Linked DNA regions of Homo sapiens: all the other regions are linked to region 1. The links are chromatin loops, found by intact Hi-C in ENCODE. Cell type or tissue: sigmoid colon. All regions are shown on one strand. Region 1 overlaps APBB2 (amyloid beta precursor protein binding family B member 2). Region 2 overlaps APBB2 (amyloid beta precursor protein binding family B member 2). Region 3 overlaps APBB2 (amyloid beta precursor protein binding family B member 2). Region 4 overlaps APBB2 (amyloid beta precursor protein binding family B member 2).

Region 1 (5,000 bases):
GATTACCGAAGGGCCCTGAGCTGCAGAGGTGTGTGCTGTCCAGTAATTGCAAGGAAGCTCTTTATTTTCATTTGACTTGTTTCTTACTAAAAGCTCTTTAGGAGAAAACTATCTTCTCCTCACTGGGTGCCAGAAACGTGCTACCTGTGCTCAGCGTAGAGATTGCTGCCCCGAGGCCTCTGCTGAGCTTGTCACTTTGTGCCTTTTTTCTGGTGGAGGGAGAGTGAGTGACTGCTTTTCCGGGGGCACACATCTGCATAACACATTGCCTGAAATGCCCTTCCCTGGAACTAGAGTGTGGTTCGTACCCTCTCATGGTTTCCATCTCTGATTTCTTTTCCCGGTGTTGATCCCTCAGTCCAAGGCATGAACACTGTTACTTATTTTATTTGATTTGTTCTCCATTCCTCCCTTCTGCGTACTCCTTTGTAGCTTGCTTCTCCTGATCATTAAATAAGATTTGGCTGGGTGCTGTAACCCCAGCACTTCGGGAGGCCAAGGTGGGCGGATCACCGGAGGTCAGGAATTCGAGACCAGCCTGGCCAACATGGTAAAGCCCCATTTCTACTAAAAAAAAAAATACAAAAATTAGCTGGGTGTGTTTGAGGGCGCCTGTAATGCCAGCTACGAGAGAGGCTGAGGCAGGAGAATTGCTTGAACCTGGGAGGCGGAGGTTGCAGTGAGCCAGGATTGTGGCATTGCACTCCAGCCTGGGCGACAAGAGCAAAACTCAAAATAATAAATAAATAAATAAATAAATAAATAAATAAGATTTGCTTGTTGAAACCTCAAGCTGACGTTCTGCAGAGGCTACTCATAGCAGAAAGAAATGTTAACCTTAGCAGCCCTTGCTGCCCTCACATAAGGCAGGAAAGCCAATTTGACCTGGGGCCTGCTCACCAGGCCTGTGTCTGAACAGGGCCACAACTGTTCCCTGGAGAAGGGAAACGATTTCAGTAAAAAACAACAGCAACATGCCATAGTTAATAATTTTATCATCAGGTGTGGTCGGAATCATCAGTCAAGGGTCAGCAGTGCATACTGCTGTGCTCTACATTGTTTTTGAGGCTTGTATGTCAGACTGGAGTTTTAATTTTCTTTCTTTCTGTTTTGAGATTATTCTGCCTTTCCAGGCTATCTCCTTTCAGGACAGGGTGCTGCTCTTGGATGGAATGCAGAATGGCATCCATTGAGCACGAAAATAAGAAGTAAATAGCTAGAGCTGTTCTTGCCAGGCTTTTCATACAGATATTTGTGTTTATGTTAAAACTCCAGTTTTAAAATGAGTCATGTGCCACATAACAATGTTTCAATCTATGATGGACTGCATGTACAACAGTAGTCCCATAAGATTATAAGACCCTATTTCTCCTGTACCTTTTCTATGTTTAGATATGTTTAGGTGCCCAAATACTTATCATTGTATCACATTTGCCTGCGGTATTCAGTACAGTAACACGCTGTACAGGTTTGTAGCCTGGGAACACTAGGCTCTGCCATCTAGCCTAGGTGTGTAGTAGGCTGTGCCATCTAGCCTCGGTGTGTAGTAGGCTGTACCATCTAGGTTTGTGTAAGAACACTCCATGGTGATGTTTGCACAGCAATGAAATCGCCCAACGATGCATTTCTCAGAATGTATTTCTGTTGTTCAGCAACACATGACTATATTCCAGGAATTGCTAATAAAAATTGCATATTTGTTCATTTTTGTCTGTACCTATCCATTCCTTTGGATGACTGCAGCCACCACTGCAACTGCAGCTGTGAGGATCTGGACTGTTACAATAGCTTCCAGACCTTGGCCTGCAGTCTCTTTGCCTGCAAACTTAACTCATGCATAGTAGCCAAATGAATCTAACTGAGGCATGGCTCTGACCATGCCGCTTCCCTGCTGAAAATGTTTAGTGTGTCCCCACTAGTTTAAAAGGTCACCCTGGTATTTGAGTCCTTTAGGTTTCCTTTCACTGCTCCTTATTTTTATTACCCATTACTCATGATGAATGATCGTTATTGTTGTTAGTATTATTGCTATTCAGTAGACATTTATAGTAGTCTGTGTGGGCTGCTCCTGCCAGGGTACACCCTGTGCCTTTGGGTCACGTGCCTTTGCTCCTGCTGTTTCCCCTCTGGTATGTGGATCCATCTTTTGGTAACCCGCTAAAATCCTGCTTTTGCCATGGGGTGCAGCAGAGTCGTTCTCTTTCCCAGGGAGTTTTCCTGGTTTCCCTGCTGGAAGCACGTGTTCCTGCAGCTCTTAAATCTCCCTCTTGATGCTTGCTTGTGTCCTAAATTCCTTTTATATTTTGGCACATGTATATAATTTGTCTGAACTCCAGTACTATTTCCCTCCTCTCCTCTGTGAGTGAGGACACTATTATATCTACGGTAGTTGCTCCAGTATTTGTGGAGTCATCTTGGGCTAAGGGGTGGAACTGGATAATAACCATCCTCAGAGCCTGTGCCAGCCACGACTGAGGGGGAGGGAGTAATTGGAGCCTGACGCTGAATAAATGCTTAATAATATATATCGAATGGATGAATGAATGAAGTACTTGCTTAGAAACTTAGCTCAGCATTGATAAGGGGAGAAATTCTTTGCATATTACAAGTTTTTGCAAATCCTGTTTTCCAACACACATGGTTCTCTTTAGCTTTAGTTGTATTCATGGTAACTTTTTCCTGAACAACCGCTATTTACTTTTCTATTTCTAGCTCTTGGGCACAGGTTTTGCCAGTTGTGTCGACTGTCTCTTTTGGTAAATTGTTTCTTGTTTGGTGTTAAGCTTTCACTGTAAGTCTCTTCAGTAGAGGTTGTTTTATGTGGGAGTCCTGTACAACTAGGATTGTGCAAATCCCCCACTTTCTCATTTTCCTCAGTTAGTGCCCCATGGGTGTCCTGGCTTCTGGACCAGTGTTATTGTTATTATTATTATTTTATTTTTTTTTGAGACGGAGTTTTGCTGTTTGTTACATAGGCTGGAGTGGAGTGGCACGATCTTGACTCACTGCAACCTCTGCCTCCCGGTGCGGAGACCAGCTTGGTCGGGGAGACTCTAACCCAGCGGCACTAGAGGAATTAAAGACACACACACAGAAATATAGAGGTGTGAAGTGGGAAATCAGGGGTCTCACAGCCTTCAGAGCTGAGAGCCCCGAACAGAGATTTACCCACATACTTATTAACAGCAAACCAGTCATTAGCATTGTTTCTATAAATAATAAATTAACTAAAAGTATCACTTAAGGGAAATGAAGGGATGGGCCAAATTAAAGAAATAGGTTGGGCTAGTTAACTGCAGCAGGAACATGCCCTTAAGGCATAAATTGCTCATGCTATTGTTTGTGGCTTAAGAACGCCTTTAAGCGGTTTTCCGCCCTGGGCGGGCCAGGTGTTCCTTGCCCTCATTCGCGTAAACCCACAACCTTCCAGCTTGGGCGTTAGGGCCATTGTGAACATGTCACAGTGCTGCCGATATTTTGTTTATGGCCAGTCTTGGGGCCAGTTTATGGCCAGATTTTGGGGGGCTTGCCCCCAACATCCTGGGTTCAAGCAATTCTCCTGTCTCAGCCACCTGAGTAGTTGGGATTACAGGCGCCTGCCACCATGCCTGGCTAATTTTTGTATTTTTAGTAGAGATGGGTTTTCACCATGTTGGCCAGGCTGGTCTCAAACTCCTGACCTCAGGTGATCCGCCTGCCTCGGCCTCCCAAAGTGCTGGGATTATAGGCGTGAGCCACCTCGCCCAGCCTAATGTTATTGTTTTCTTGGCTTGGGGACCTGATGCTTCATGGGTGTTCTGTATTTGGATGCCATACCTCTAGGTGGGAGCCGTTTAAATTTTGATTTCTTGTTGGTGAGATATGACCCTTTGTTCTCCAGGGTTCATCAGGATCTCAGCCCCTACACACTAAGCCTGTCTCATGTTCTGATAGCCTTTTACATCTTCAGAGCTTTAACTTTCTCTCATCTGACTTTAAGTTCTATCTTTGGTTCTGGCCCAGGGATTTATTTCTTGTGATTTTGATTTTTTTCTTAGTATTTTCTTAGTTGTTAATGATCTCTCCCTCAGTTTTTCCACGTGTTTGAAACAGGCAGAGCCCTTCCCTGTCACCTCAGCTCACCATGTTGATTGGAAACTTTATTACCACCATCCTATTAAAGAATTTTAAGATATTTTTGTCACCAAATTGCAATCCCTGATTTCTGCAGAACTTTAGATGTTAAGTATTAATTCAGTGAATGGGTGCTCTGCACATCCCTCTACTGAGATGCCATGAACCTGAGTAACCACATTTTTGTAGTGTAGCATAGTCTTATCCGTGGCTACCTCCTTACTTGTAGATAACTTTCTGTGCATGTCTCAGAGTCCGTCAGTTAGATTCTAGATTTTTACATGGCATGTGAACCCAACCTGTAAAATTGGTGATCTGAGGCCTGTTGACCGCCATTATTTTCAGATACTCATAAATACAGACCTTGTTTTCACATACCTAGTACATAATCTTACATCTTGATGTTGAGACTAGTAAAGAAAGGTTACTTCTATGTATTTATCTTTCACTGAAGAAAGAAATGAAATTTCAATAGTCCAAATTAAGTCCCTTCTTTGTAACTTGCTCTTGCTTTTTTTTTTTTTAAACCTCTCTTGTAATTCGCTACTTCCAGGGTAGAGATTTGCAGTCTTATTTTGTTGTAATAAAAGAGTGTCCTTTTTGTTTGGATGCTCTGGATCTATCACTTTCCCTTTTCCAGCAAATAGAGTGGGACTAAGAAGCCCTGTGACAAGTCTTCACCAGGAGGAATCGGATGCCCTGGAAAGAAGCCTACCTGGTGTCTGCTTTTGTTGCAGAATGAGACTCTGGAAACATGCCAGAATAGTCTTTGGAGGGACTTTAGTCCTTTTTCCCTTCCCTATACTCCACATGAAGAGGATTAGGATGCTGGGGGTAGGTCAGAAAGGGTCCCATGTGTGTGAGAGGACAGGCTTTGCCCCTGAAAA
Region 2 (5,000 bases), 85 kb after region 1:
AATTTAAGTTATATCTCAGCATGGAGACCACGGCTCTGGTCAGGTAGGAGCCAAATGTCCTTAGCCTGAATGTGTGACTAGAAGAATATGTGACTTAGTCCAGTTTCATAGCTGCCTGATTTGGGGCAAGCTTGCTGACTTGGGTCTGGGCACCACATCTTTGACAGTTGTCAAGTATGCTGTGGGCTAAATACCCAAGGTTAAGAAAACAATCCAGGCATAGGCTATTTCTGGCCACCCTTTCTTCCATCTTCTATATGAGCACCTTGTTGTAGGTACAAAAGAGAACATTTCTATTATATTTACACGAGAGTTGCTGAACCATTTTTCCACTGCTTCTACCATGAAGCCTCTGATTGCCTGCCACATCACTATGTCACACCCTCCTGAGCCTTGGAGCTGGAGTTTGTGTTTTACATTCTATCTTATATGAAACTCCTGTGCACATTTGTTTTATCTCCATTAGAACTAAGGCTCTTTGAGGTGACAGCAATGTCTCCAGTGTCTTTCTGGTGATCATTTTTATATCTGTCACACACTGTAGTCATTCCTAGCCTCGGACCTCTTGGGAATCAGGTGATATTTCAGTCTGTATGTACACCATGTGTTTTATATGTGTGTGACTCTTTTTCAAATATTAATATATATAGACGCTCTTGAGACTATTAAAACACAAGTTTCTTTAAAAGTTTATTGAGACCAGGTGCAGTGGCTCACACCTGTAAACCCAGCACTTTGGGAGGCCGAAGTGGGAGGATCACCTGAGGTCAGAAATTCGAGACCAGCTTGGCCAACATGGCGAAACTCTGTCTTTACTAAAAATACAAAAATTAGTTGGGTGTGGTAGTGGGTGCCGGTAATCCCAGCTACTTGGGAGGCTGTAGCATGAGAATCGCTTGAACCTGGGAGTTGGAGATTGCAGTGAGCTGAGATTATGCCAGTGCACAGCTGGGGAGACAAGAGCAAAACTCCGTCTTAAAAAAAAAAAAAACAACTATATTGAATTCATTACAGTATGGTTCTTTTCTTAATTAGTATTTACTAAGAATAAAATAAAAGACACCTACATGCTTCCATGTTGAGAGCCACTGCCCTTCAGCATCTAGCAAGGTGCTTTGCATTTTGAGATATTTCCTCATCTCAAGCCTTCTTTGGCTCTGTGTTTCTTCTGTGAGGTATGTGAAGAAGATGGACAGTGCATTTCCTTTGTATCAGTAATAACCATTTCAGTTCTTTAATAATTTGAATGAAAATCTATTTTTTTTTGAGACAAAGTCTCTGTCACCAGGCTGGAGTGCAGTGGCTCAATCATAGCTCACTGTAGCCTCGACCTCCTGGGCTCAAGTGATCCTCCCACCTCAGCCTCCCAAGTATCTGAGACCACTGCCATGAGCCATCATGCTCAGCTAATTTTTTTTATTTTTTATAGGATGGGGTCTCACTATGTTGCCCATGTTGCTCAGGCTGATCTCAAACTCCTAGGCTCAAGCTAATCCTCCTGCCTTGGCCTCCCAAAGTGCTGGAATTACAGGCATGAGCCACCTTGCCCCATCTGAATAAATAGGAAATTAATGTTCACTTCCAGCCCTAGACTGGAAGCTCCTGAGCCCCAGTGCTGTGTCTGTTTAGGATCTATTGCTTAACAGATTGATGACCCTCACATAGGAAGTTCAGTACACATTAGTGGTCAGAGGCTCCATGATCACAGCTGTTAAGTGTTTTTAACTGCTGTTTAATCTCTAGGCACTTTACTAATTTTTAAAAGTTGGAAATTCCTATGGTAATATGATTCCCAAAGAAAGGTCTCCAGTCCCTTAACTAAAAGATTTAGAATACCTTAGCTAACCTTAGAGTTAAAGCAAAATGTCTGCCCCCTGGTGTCAGATCAACAACTAGCATCTTAGCTAATTCTCATAGTGAGTTCCATTAATTATATGATTTAGTTTTTACAGTAAATTATACATTGCACATAAAATTAAAAATAAGCACCATTTTAAACTTGCCACTCGCTGCTATGAAACTGGGATTTTTGGCTTATATTCAACATTGTTGGTTTTTTTCATGTCTAAATAATAATTTGAAATTAAAGTCTAATTTTAGTAAATTTTCTATATGCTATTAACTCTGTAGCACTGAATTTTATAGAGGAGAGAAATAATGAAGGTTTTATGTGAAACAAAAATAGCCTTAAACATTATTAATATTTTATGAGTTTGTATAAATCTTCATACTGCAGATAGTTTTCCTAATATTTTTGGCCAGAAAGAAGGATAAAAATTCATTTAATAAAAGTCTTTGAATATTTCCATATTTCTATATTGTGTGGGGAAAAAAAGAAAAAAAAAGCATTTGAGTAATGTAAATTTACTGGTTTGGATTAAATGAGAATGAAAGTATTCATGAGAGTCCCTAGAATCAGTTAATCCAAGTCCTGGGTTAAGAAATAAGAAATCAGTAGAGAATTTGTTCTCTGTTTTTGTAGAGAATGAGGTTTATATAGGGGAAAGTAGAGTGGTTGTTGTGTGTGTGTGTGTGTGTGTGTGTGTGTGTGTGTGTTTTCTTACTACATTTAAATTCTTTATTTACCTGAAAGCTGTTTGTGTGCACTGTAGGGAAGGCATCATGACGTGATGGTTCTCTTGCTAGGCCAACTCTAAGATTATATGAGATAAAGCATGTGGAGTATTTCATACAGTGCCTGGGGCAGTAAGGACTCATAAATGTTAGAAGAGGAAGATATTTATTAATAACGTGCAGCATGTACCAGGGATTGTGCTAATGATACGTCCATGAGGTTTATAGCCTCAAGGAGCTGAAATTCTATTGCAGAAGTCAGACAATAATTAAACACAAAATTAGACAAAAATGGTTGTGATTAGTACTCAACATAGAAAAGCACTGTGGTGCAGGGGAGTGAGGGGAGAACTGGATTAGTAATTTGAAGCCAAAAAAAGGGTGAAAGCCTTTTGAGAAACCAAAGATAGATTCCCTGTTGTCCATATACTGGAACACGTTCAATTCACTTATTGAAGACTCTCTGGGCCCTTACTCAAGGCCTGTTTACTCGGATTTATGTACATTTCTAACATGGTTTCATAGTTGACAAGACATTATTTGCAGTGGGTTAGAAGAGAGTGGATGGTGGGAGGACGGATCAGCAGAAAAAATAAGCTGATAGAACCAAGCCCTCTGGTATTAGGGAGTGATAGCCTAGCATTGGGGTGGGGAGGAAGGAGAGGGACCCAGACCAAACCCTAAATGCTGAAAGGACATGTCAGTTAGCAGTGGTAGAGACAAAGGGTTGAAGTGTCTCTTGTTGTAGCAGTTAGCAGTTGTAGCAGAAATTGGAGAATATTCTGCACATTTGGGATAAAAGGGGTATGTAAGTAAAATCATGTTTTGAGCACTTTTTTTAATAAAGCAGAGAAATGATCAATGAGCATCAATGCACATGCCCCTCGGCATTTGTAATGTAAGGTTGCTTTGGCTCCACTAGAAATGTGAGTTCCTTAAAGGCAGCGACTGTATGCCATTCTTACTGTGTATTCTCAGAATTTATGTTAGAATCCAGCCCAAAGTAGTGAGTCGTTCAGTAGATATTCTCTGATCATGTTAGATTAAAGAGGTTTACTTCTCCAGACAGATCTTCATGGAGATATTGGAATTAGATATGCCTGAAATTGGATGTATAGGCAAGCTGTAAGTTCAGCATCCCTTCTTATAATTCTATAACAGAGAAGTGGTTAGGCAACTTCTGTTCTTTTAGTCTCTGTTTACTATAATAAAACTATAAATCTTTCTCCTTTTAAAAAAGTAGCTGTATATGCCATTTATTAACTGGTTTACTGATTTGTTGGTCTGTTTGAGCACACATGTATTGCTCCTTCTGTGTCCTTGGCCCTGGGCTAAAACCTGAGAGTATAGTGTGGTGAAGATTTCTCCCTACCCTCAAACAGTTCTGGTATCTCTGAGTACATTCACTATATTAATAAGTTGAATTGTGTCCGCCCAGAAAGATACATTGAAGAGCTAACCTCTGGTACCTATAAGTCTGACATTATGTAGGAAGAGAGTCATTGCACCTGTAATCAAGTTAAGGTAAGGTCATTAGAGTGGTCCTAATCCAATATTTAGTGGTGTTCTTAGAAGAGGAAATTTGGCTGGGTGCAGTGGCTCATACCTGTAATCCCAGCACTTTTGGAGGCCAAGGTGGGTGGATCACAAGGTCAGGAGTTCGAGACCAGCCTGACCACCGTAATGAAACCCCGTCTCTACTAAAAATACAAAAAAATTAGCCAGGTGTGGTGGCGCGTGCCTGTAATCCCAGCTACTCGGAAGGCTGAGGCAGGATAATTGCTTGAACTTGGGGGGCGGAGGTTGCAGTGAGCCGAGATCGCGCCACTGCACTCCAACCTGGGCGACAGAGTGAGACTCTGTCTGGAAAAAAAAAAAAAAAAGGAAATTTGGAGACAGACACACACACAGAAGAAAGAGAATGCCAGGTGAATCCAGAGGAAGATGGATATGTGAAGACAGGCAGAGATTGCAGTTGTGCTGCCACAAACCAAGGAATGTCTGGGACTACCAGAAGCTCAAAGCAGCAAGGAAGAATCCCTCCTTAATGGTTTTGCAGGGGAGCATGGCCCTGCCAACACCTTGATTTTAGACTTTTTGCCTTCAAAACTATGGAACGATAGATTTCTGTTGTTTTAAACCACTCAGTTTGTGATACTTTGGTACAGCAGCCCTAGGAAATAAATACAACTGTAATACATTTCTGTGTGAATCAGAGACCTGGTGGGAAATAGGTGATGACTCCAGTGAGACACAGGGGTGAGAGCACACTTAAGAAAAACTTCCAAGGTATGGGGAAGGCTTCTAGGGTTGGCAGCGGCAGGTTTTCATTAGCACGTCCAGGCCTGAAGGGCTAAGTCAAGAGAAAGTTCTTGGAACCCAGGTAGAGCTAGATTGACACCTGTGAATTTGAGAAGATGGCCTGA
Region 3 (5,000 bases), 60 kb before region 1:
GACAATGGACTCTAGTGTGGAGGGAATGCCACTCCTACCTTGGTGCTTCAGGACAATTAATCTGCTAGTGTTGTTTAGAATGGATTGAAGAACAGAGGGGAAGAAGGTAGGGAGACCAAATTGTTTCATTAAATTATATAAAAAATTTTCAAAAAAAGTCAGCTTCTATTGTGGAGGAAAACTATTGTACAGACCCCAGTCAGAACAGTGAAGATACTTGTACTGTCCTCAAGTGTCATTGTACTTGTTGATTAACATATATTAAAAACAAGCAGGTGTGGTGGCTCACACTGGTAATCTTTGCACTTTGGGTGGCCAAGGCAGGAGGATTGCTTGAGCCCAGGAGTTTGAGACCAGCCTGGGCAACTTAGTAAGACTCCTGTCTGTACAAAAAATAAACAAAATTAGTCAAGCCTGGTGGTGTGCCCTGTAGTTCCACTACTTAGGAGGCTGAGGTCAGGGATTGCTTGAGCTCGGGAAGTCAAGGCTACAGTGAGTCGAGATGGGGCCACTGCACTCCAGCTTTGGTGACAGTGTGAGACACTGTTTCAGACACACACACATACACACACACATACACACATACACACACACACACACAACCAAAAAAGGAAGCCATATATTAAAAATGTTGCCATAAAAAATATTGGGGACAGGGTATATAGGAGCCACAAAGACGTGGCTGCATCCGGGGGCTAGTAATAGCCAAGCTCCTCCCACTCCTAGGCCTGAGGGGTGAGGGAGGAAGCAGTTTCCAGGGGACCCTATATAGAGAGCCACCTGACAGGACCCAGGGAATATGGTGGGAAAGGATTTGGCTGAACCAAAATGGGAGCCAGTGGGCAAGACAGCCTGTTGTTAAATGGGTCAGCTTCCCAGAACACACAACACGGTGGCAGAGTAGAGGGCAGGTGGAGGATTTCCATCCTAGGGGACACCTCAGGAGTCTTAGCTGCATCCCAACTCTGTCGCTTTCCCTCACTCCCACCACCAGCCACACCACAGATGCGCACGCATGAGCGTGTACACACGCACGCTCCCAAGTACCCTCTGGTATTCTTCCATTGCTTTTCTGACCAGGACAGAGGAACTATTTATTAATTGTGAAATTTGAGGACATTTCTCATTATTTTTGTGGTATTTGATGCTATAATATTTGCAAGACAAGGAACATGTGGGTAGCTCTACGCATTCCATTTTCCATTCCTGATAAAAATTCAAAGCACGTATGTTACTGATGCTAGAGTTAAACATTTTATTTTTTAAAAGTATCATTTCTAATTGGCTGCAGAAGGAAAAATACAGTAAGCAGGACATTAAAAATCTTGGGGAACTATATTCAGTTTTGGCTATTCTGGTTACAAACAAAGCAAGCATTGAATTTTAGCCACTTCAAACAGTTTTCGTTTTCCACCGTTGAGCATGTTAAAACTGTGAAGACACAGAAGTACCATTCAGTAAACTGCTTCTTTCAGCAGCTTCTGTGATATCCCAGTACTTTGGAAGCCTTCCATTTTCTTTCAGGTACAAGAAGTTAACACCCTGAATTAGTCACTATCTGTGTATATAAAGCCAGGAGCTTTATATTTTGTACTGAGGCAGAGCTGAAGTTTTTAGATAATTTGATCTTTTAAAAATATTTGACTTTTCACTTGATTTAGGTTCTGAGAATCAAAGGTTCTACTAACAAAATGGTCAACTTGGCAAAGAGAAATATGCAGAAGTCAATTTTAGGCTGTATTTTGCAAGAGCGCGGTGCCTGTGAAAGCAGCCCAAGCTGTACGGATGGTGAAACTCATTTTTCTCCCCTACTTTTTCTGGAATCTGGCCAAAAATTAAGTATCGTGGCACATTTTCTCAACAATCTTGGCCCCAAATTGGAGGGCTGGCTCAGGGCCCCAGGGGAAAAGAAAACTCCCTTTTCCATTTATGATTATCAGCCATGTTATAAAACTTAAACATTATTTTAAGGTCAAGGAAAATAAGTCACCTTGAATTTCCCGTAAGTTTTGAAGCACTGGAACGAGGTCTGTTTTTGTTCCTTGGCTTTTGCTCATGTGTCGGTTTTGCAGCACAGGATCAGTCACGTGGTTGTGGGGCCTTTGGGGTTGAGGAGCTTCCACTGCATGCAAAGGCACTTTGTTAACACAGCGGGACCTGGGTGAGTGAGCCAGGTCCTAGGCCTGAGTCGGTTTATATAATTCTGCTCAGGAGATTGGAGGCATGAACAGATAGGTGGCCTGCAGAGAAAGAGAGAACCTCCATGGATGACAAGAGGACTGTGGAAAATTATTAAAAAATGAGAGGGATCCTGTCTTTCTGGTGGAGAGAGTGAAAACACAGCTGGCATGGAGCCAGGCCTTGAAGGATCCTGAGGAACAGAGTCACTAGTCGTGGATTTGAATGAGTTCTGTGTCTTGACTTCAACTCGTAAGCCTCCGTTTTCCTCATCTATATAATGGTGATGACATCTTTACCACCCATATCACGGTATTTTTATGAGGCTAAATTACAGCATGGAACACAAACCATAAAATACCCGAATGCTGTTACTTATTATTGTCATGAATATTATCAAATGGCATCTGTTAAATATTTATTTTTGATGCTTGTTATCACATTTGTAGTTTTCCAGGAGTTTGATCTAAAAAACACAGTTGCTGCCACTGATGGTGATTTCTTAGGCCAGCTCCACATAGGAAGGTTTTTATATGTGGTAGACTTTTTATATGTGCAGATCTCACAAATGCAGTGTGGAGTCTCTTGTTACAGTTGAGAGGAGTCTCTGGACAGGGTATGTGAAAGGCTGAGCTCCCTTCTTTAGGCAGGAATCGGATATAGTATGGTGGAGTATGTTAATGTACAGACAGACGCTTGAAGTTCTGGGTTTAAGATTGTCTATAGAACTTGGGAATTGGGACTGCGATTTTTAAGGAAAAAAAAATTGCCAACTTTTTTTTTTTTTTTTTTTTAATGGAACTTCCTAGAGCCTTTCTGGGACTTACTTTACTTGTTAGAGGAGTAGGAGGTGTGGTAAATTCCTTCCTGGGTATGTTAATTAAAATGTAGTGAATTAAGCTGGAGAACTTGGAGCCCGAAACATGTTAGTGTTGTATAAAAGGAGGAATATAAATGCATGAGATTAAGTTTAAAAAACACGTGCCACACATTTAGCTAGAGATCCTAGTTCAAACTCACTCCCCCAGTCGGCCCCATTCACACGTTTCAGTGCCACCTTCTTTGTTAAAGACGATAGGACTACACTTCTTTGGAATTAGTTTAAGAGGTAGTTTATAAGCCAGTCAAGAAAATTGACCTCATGTTCATGCTCTTAAAAAAAAAAAATCAATTATTTTTGAGACAGGCCTCACTCTGTCACCCAGGCTGGAGTGCAGTGGCATGATCTCGGTTTGCCGCAGCCTCAACCTCCAGGGCTCAAACCATCTTCCTGCCCCCTCCTCCTGAGTAGCTGGGGCCACAGGTGCGCACTACAACGCCTGGCTAATTTTTGTATTTTTGTAGAGTTGGGGTTTCGCTGTATTGCCAAGGCCAGTCTTGAACTCCTGAGCTTAATCATTTTGCCTGCTTCAGCCTGCCAAAGTGCTAGAATTACAGGCGTGAGCCACCGCGCCCGGCCAGTCTTAATTTTTTTTAAAGCATTTTTAGATTTACAGGAAAACTGAGCAGATAGTACAGGGTATCTCAATACTCCCTCACCTCCCTTTCTCTTTTTTTGTATCTTAATATGGTATGCTTGTTATAATTAAGCTATATTGATACGTTTTTATTAACTAAAGGCTATCAGATTTATTCAGCACATATAAAAAGTACCACATATAAAAACCTTCCTATATGAAGCTGGCCTAATAAATCACCATCAGTGATAGTAACTCTTTTTTTAGATCAAACTCCTGGAAAACTACAGATGTGATAACAAGCGTCACAGACACATAAATATTTAATAGATGCCATTTGATAATATTAATGACAATAATTAACAGCATTCGGGTATTTGACGGTTTGTGTTGCATGCTGTAATTTAGCCTCATAAAAATACCATGATATGGGTGGTAAAGGTATCATCATCATTTTATAGATGAGGAAAACGGAGGCTTAGAAATTGAAGTCAAGACACAGAACTCATTCAAATCCACGACTAGTGACTCTGTTCCTCAAGATCCTTCAAGGCCTGGCTCCATGTCAGCTCATTCAAATCCACGACTAGTGGCTAATTAGATCAGATTTCCTTAGGGTTTTTTGTTTTTGTTTTTTGTTTTTTGTTTTGATAGGATCTTGCTCCATCACCCAGGCTGGAGTGCGTGGTACAATCATGGCTCACTGCAGCCTTGATCTCCCAGGCTCAACTGATCTTCCTTCCTCAGCCTCCTGAATAGCTGGGACCACAGGTATGCCCCACTGCTCCTGGCTAATTTTTTTTTTTGTTTTGTTTTGTAGATACAGTTTCTCCGTGTTGCCCAGGCTGGTCTTGAACTCCAGGGCTCATGTGAGTCTCTCCCCACTTAGCTTCTCAAAGTGCTGGGATTACAGATATGAGCCACTGCCCTCAGCTAGATTTCCTTAGTTTTGACCTGAGTCAAATACTGTCCTTTTTCATTTGCCACTTTATCCCATCATGTAGAACAGTTGCCTGACACATAGTGACTTTGCACAGATGTTGTTGAAATAAAGATGCTCTGCCTGCCCTTGAGTTGGTATAATAGAGTAGGGAAGGATCAAGCCATGGTGCAAATGACACCACACTAGCGCTTAGGAATTTGGAAGCAGATGGGGCTGAGTGGGAATGAACCCTGGCCCTACCATCCACCAATCCTATGACTTGGGCAAGTCACCCATCCTCTCAACCTGTTTTCTCACCTGTGAAAAGAAGATGATAATAATTCCTAGGCCAGGCGTGGTGCCTCACGCCTGTAATCCCAGCACTTTGGGAGGCCAAGGCGGGTGGATCACAAGGTCAGGAGTTGAAGACCAGCCTGGCCAAG
Region 4 (5,000 bases), 83 kb before region 1:
GGTTTTGCTGGTATGAATTTAATACCTGCACGTGATTTGTACAAAGTTTATTTCCAAGAGTTCATGCTGAAATGTCATAGTGGTGGAAAGAGCACTTGGTCAAAGTGGAGGCAAATGGTCTGGACTCTCATTCCTGCTTTGCTGGCTGTGTGGCTGAGGGAAAGACATTTTACCTCTCTGGGCACGGGCTTATTAGAGCAATGGGTTGCCAAGGCCCCAGTGTAAAGATTCCACCATTGTGTCTTGTGTTTTTCAGGATGCCAAGAGCATCAGAAATGAGTGTGCCAGGAGTCATTAAGGGCCCTGCTCCTGTGAGTAGGTAACACCAGGAGGCATTCTTTTATTTATTTAATTTATTTGTGTATTTGAAACAAGGTCTCACTCTGTCTCCCAGACTGGAGTATAGTGACGTGAACATGGCTCACTGCAGCCCCGACTTCCCAGGCTGTAGTGACCTTCCCACCTCAGCCTCCTAAATAGCTGGGCCCACAGGCATGTCCCAACATGCCCGGCTAATTTTTTAAATTTTTGTAGAGACAAGGCCTCTCTTTGTTGCCCAGGCTGGTCTTGAACGTCTGGGCTCAAGTGATCCTCTGGCCTTAGCCTCCCAAATTGCTGGGATTACAGGCCATAAGCCACCATGCCCAGCCCGTTCTTTTAACTTAGTGACAGTTTTATGGCATGGCCAGTGATAGAGAAATTTGGATGCGATAGGTGAGGGAGGGAAACAACTATGGTTCTCTGTCTGTGGCAAGTTTGCAGAGTAAAAAAGAATTTTTTATTTCTAGGAAAGTGTTGTTCATCACTGGAAGTGTTACTGGACACTTGGGTTTTGAACGTGTAAATTAAGAACTTCTGTGATCAGATAAATACTTCTTCATTTGTTAGCTCTGTTCAGATAAGAGGCAGACCGAAGATCAGGCTAATATAGCATAGATACCCCATTTCTGATTTGTATTCCTGCAGTCTTAAACCCCTTATTTAAAAATTCTCTTAAAATACATGTTAATTGTAGAAAATTTGGAAAATACTAGAAAGAAAATACAAATAGCTTTCCATTCCATAACCCAAAAGTGCTGTTGTTCATACTTAGGTGTCTTTAGATTATATGCACTCAGTTTGTAGAACAAAATTGGGATCATACCATACATATATAACTTGATATTTTGCTTTTTTTCTGCTGTTCCTTTCGAGATGATTTTTGGGACTGAGGTTTCAACTGAAGGTAGAGATTAATGTAATGTTATGCTTAGCACACTTGTGACGAGGACTGTTTTGATTTACAGAAATAGAACTGTGGACCCAGTATCTGAAAATAACATTTGTCCTGTCCCCTCTTGAATAGACTTTCAATATTTGGCATATACAGATGTCGTCATAACTGTTACTATAATTAACAAATGAAGACTTCTTAATCTATTAGCTCTTAATGTTCACTAATTGCTTTCATAAGATTCCCTCATTGAGTTTTCTGTGCCAGAATTGCTAGCTGCACCACCAGTGAGCATAAGTTATTTCCACACTGTTTTTCCTTAAGCCCTGATTCCTCTAGCTAAAGCATGGCAGCGCCTGTGGGCTAGGCCACATGTTTGGCAGCAGGATAGTTAAGGGATTCCTTTTGCCCAGTTATGTTATACGTTTGATAATATTTATGATTTACTTGTTGAATGTTGGTTTCATATATAATTTCCTCTATTAGGAAATGAAAGATTATTCGTTTCCCCTTTGGATTATGTAGCCTATAAAATTTTCTATTACACCATTCATATTGCAATGTAAATATATTCTAAATCCTGAACCGCATTAGAATTTTTTATAGCCCCCACTTATGTGTCTTTTTGTGGTGCCCTTTGAAGTCCTGTAATGTTTTATATTTGAGATTAAATCTGGGTTTCGCTTTACTTTTTAAAGCATATTGAGCAAGTTAATTTTCTGTTTCAGTTCCTAAGGGGAATGATTCCAGCCCTCTGTGTCCCAAGAATTCAGACTGAGCCCTGCCAGAACATTCCTGTGGTTTTCCACGGGGCAGATCAGTATGTTCATGAAATTTTAGTTGTAGCTTGTGTTTTCCATGGTTAATTAAAACATCTGGCTTTTCAGTTTCCCACAAACAGAGCATAATCACTAGGCCAAACCTTTTCAATAAATGATTAAATATTTCAATCCTCCCCTCAGAATAGCCCACACTTGTCTTTAGGATACCTTGTAAGCTGTTGCCTCTGTTTATAATGATTTTGAACGTTGGGAACATGTTTGAGGTTATCCTGCCAAATATGTGCCCTTGAGAGAGAGAAAGTTGATGACTTTGAGTCCTTATAATGGCTTCTGGCCTTTGCCCCCCCAGGTTGGAGTTGCTGTGGGTGAGCTGCTGTGGTCTGTAGCCAAGCATGCTGTGGTCGGATCTGCCCAGCCGTGGAACAGAAACATTTGCTGGATGGAAAATCCATAAAAGAAAGCTCCTGTGAAAAGCTGAGGCTGACAATAATTTAAGCAAAATCAGGTTAGTATAAGTAAGAGAGGCTGGATAAAGCGGATTGGGCCGGATAGGGAAAAGTTGTTTTGTTCCTTCCAGGCTCATTTTGGAGACCACCCCAAATGATTATTTTCAGTTATTTGTGAGAGTCCCAGCATGTGTAAATGGCAGATACATGCTGATAGCCTTTTGTGTATAGTGTAATGATGTCTTCCTTTCCTTCTCTTCCTTTTCCTCTCCTCTGTCCTATCCTCTTTCTCATCTTCCTCTCCTCTCTCAGAGAAGAGAGAAGGACGTTGGCACAAATATTGGAAGAAGCCACAACTGGAAGCCACCTATGCCAACTTCAATGGTCTTGGCTTTATTTTGGGGAGAAAGCGGCGTCCAGCCTCATGGAGTTGGATTTGTAGTTTCAAAGACTTGCACTCATTTGTGTTTTCGAACTTTGAAGGGTGGGGCATGGAGACCTGCCATTTCTGTTGGGATAATTCTGGCTGTGAGCCTCCAGTCTGCTTGGCCAGATTTTATATACTCTAATCTTTCCCCAAACAAAAGCCACCAACACATTTCATTTTCTGCAGTGTGTGCATTTGGCATTAAGATACTTATATACGACAGGGGAAGAGAATGTCCTGAAAAACATAGGTGTTTAAATAAATGCCAAATGCTCTCACTGTGGGCCAGGTGAATGAAACAGCATGGATAACCCCATATGAGGCAGTAAAGTGAAATAATTCATTTTGAAAACATATATTATACAGGGACAGACATTGCAGACCATTTCTGTTGGACATTCAGTGGGTAAGTCAGCTTTCTACATAAGCAGCTAATAAATACTCCCTAGAAAGTAGTGAGTCACAGTCTTTCAGAATCTGTGAAGTAGTGAATGTCTGTTGGCTTTGTCTGCCCAGCATCCTTTTCCTCCATCTTTTAATAAATCATCCAGATTTTTCCTGGACAATTGCCCTTGTTTCATTTTCACCCTATGTAGTTAGAGGAGGTGACCCTGCTGACTCAGTTATGGGCATGTAACATAAGCGTGGCCAGTGATATGGTTTGGCTGTGTCCCCACCCAAATCTCATCTTGAATTGTAACTCTCATAATTCCCACATGTCATGGGAGGATCCTGGTGGGAGGTGATTGAATTATGGGGGTGGGGTTTTCCTGTGCCGTTCTTGTGATAGGTAATGAGTCTTATGAGATCTGTTGGTTTTAAAAACAGGAGTTTCTCTGCGCAAGCTCTGTCTTTTTTTGCCTGCTGGCATCCATGCAAGACATGACTAGCTCCTCCTTGCCTTCCACCATGATTGTGAGGCTTCCCCAGCCACATGGAACTTAAGTCCATTAAACCTCTTTCTTTTGTAAACTGCCCAGTCTCAGGTACAGCATGAAAATGGACTAAAGGGTCACAACCATCTTTGGAGGGGCCATAGTATTCTTATTGCAACTATTGAAGAAGTTTTGCCTTCTGTGAGTTTGTTAAGCTGGAGCTGCTAGTGGCAGTTTTTCTATGACTTAGGGAAAACCTTACTGAAAATTAAGACAACACAGGATAAATCAAAGCAGGGAGATGGAGGAAAAGAGATTGGTGGGAAGGGAAGGGACACTCGTATGCATATGCACACATGCACACGCACACATGCGCGTGTGCACACAGACACACAGACACACACACACACAGACACACACACACACACAGACACACACATATTTTTGACCTGCAATTCAGCAGTGCCTAAACCCAGCATCTCCTGTTTCACTTTCTTGGCAACTTAGCTAGTTCATCTGAGTTAGGTGTCTGTCTCTTACATCCAAAACATCCCAATTGGTGGTACCTTCTAGGAGTGAGGTCTTAGTGTAAAATGACTGTGGCATAGTCCCTGTCTTTAGGGGCTCATGGTGTAGGGCAGCAGTCCCCAACCTGTTTGGTATGAGGGACTAGTTTTGTGGAAGACAGTTTTTCCAAACAGTGAGTGGGGTGGCAGGGATGGTTTCAGGATGATCTAAGCACGTTACATTTATTGTACACTTTATTTCTATTATTATTACTACATTGTGGTCTATAATGAAATAATTTTGCAACTCATTGTAATGTAGAATCAGTGGGAGCCCTGAGCTTGTGTTCCTGCAACTAGGTGGTCCCATCTGGGGATGATGGGAGACAGTGGCAGATCATGAGGCATTACATTCTCATAGGAAGCATGCAACCTAGATCCCTGGCACGTGCAGTTCACAATAGCATTTGCGTTCCTATGAGAATCTAATGCTGCCACTGATCTGTCAGGGGGCAGAGCCCAGGAGGTAACGTGAGCGATGGAGACCGGCTGTAAATACAAATGAAGCTGTGCTCATTAGCCCACTGCTCACCTCCTGCTATGCAGCCTGGTTCCTAACAGGCCACAGACTGGTACCAGGGGCCCCTGGTGTAGGGGATAGGCCAGATAAGTATTCACATGACTGACATGCAGTGTGACAATGTATCTCTAGAGGTAAGAACAAAGTTTTGTGGGAACAGAGATGGAATTA

What was found. A loop is a pair of places that touch in the nucleus more often than their neighbours do. Peaks named below come from ENCODE experiments on the same cell type or tissue, not always from the same donor. Only the 100,000 strongest peaks of a DNase experiment are listed, where the experiment ranks them.
Region 2: it touches region 1 in a loop (2.6-fold over the local background); 11 of 110 quality-filtered maps call a loop at or near these places.
Region 3: it touches region 1 in a loop (2.9-fold over the local background); 3 of 110 quality-filtered maps call a loop at or near these places.
Region 4: a loop joins it to region 1, with 2.7 times the contacts of the local background. A loop is called at or near these places in 6 of 110 quality-filtered maps.

What each region holds. Positions count from the first base shown.
Region 1 is chr4:41,057,928-41,062,927 of GRCh38, reverse strand. All of the region lies in intron 4 of APBB2 (amyloid beta precursor protein binding family B member 2), which reads left to right. Among named protein-coding and RNA genes, the nearest start is that of APBB2, 150 kb to the left of the region's middle. In sigmoid colon, no CTCF peak of the experiment used is centred here; DNase peaks (open chromatin) are centred at 1,787, 2,097 and 2,447; H3K4me3 peaks cover 591 bases; H3K27ac peaks cover 186 bases.
Region 2 is chr4:40,973,310-40,978,309 of GRCh38, reverse strand. All of the region lies in intron 6 of APBB2 (amyloid beta precursor protein binding family B member 2), which reads left to right. Among named protein-coding and RNA genes, the nearest start is that of NSUN7, 230 kb to the right of the region's middle. In sigmoid colon, a CTCF peak has its summit at 1,876 (motif pointing left); no DNase peak of the experiment used is centred here.
Region 3 is chr4:41,117,495-41,122,494 of GRCh38, reverse strand. The region is part of intron 2 of APBB2 (amyloid beta precursor protein binding family B member 2); the gene reads left to right. Among named protein-coding and RNA genes, the nearest start is that of APBB2, 95 kb to the left of the region's middle. In sigmoid colon, no CTCF peak of the experiment used is centred here; DNase peaks (open chromatin) are centred at 1,804 and 2,104; H3K4me3 peaks cover 1,007 bases; H3K27ac peaks cover 342 bases.
Region 4 is chr4:41,140,487-41,145,486 of GRCh38, reverse strand. It overlaps APBB2 (amyloid beta precursor protein binding family B member 2), which reads left to right. Exons shown (of 18, transcript NM_004307.2): 2 at 2,345-2,500. Among named protein-coding and RNA genes, the nearest start is that of APBB2, 72 kb to the left of the region's middle. In sigmoid colon, no CTCF peak of the experiment used is centred here; DNase peaks (open chromatin) are centred at 1,996, 2,366 and 2,927; H3K4me3 peaks cover 783 bases; H3K27ac peaks cover 1,868 bases.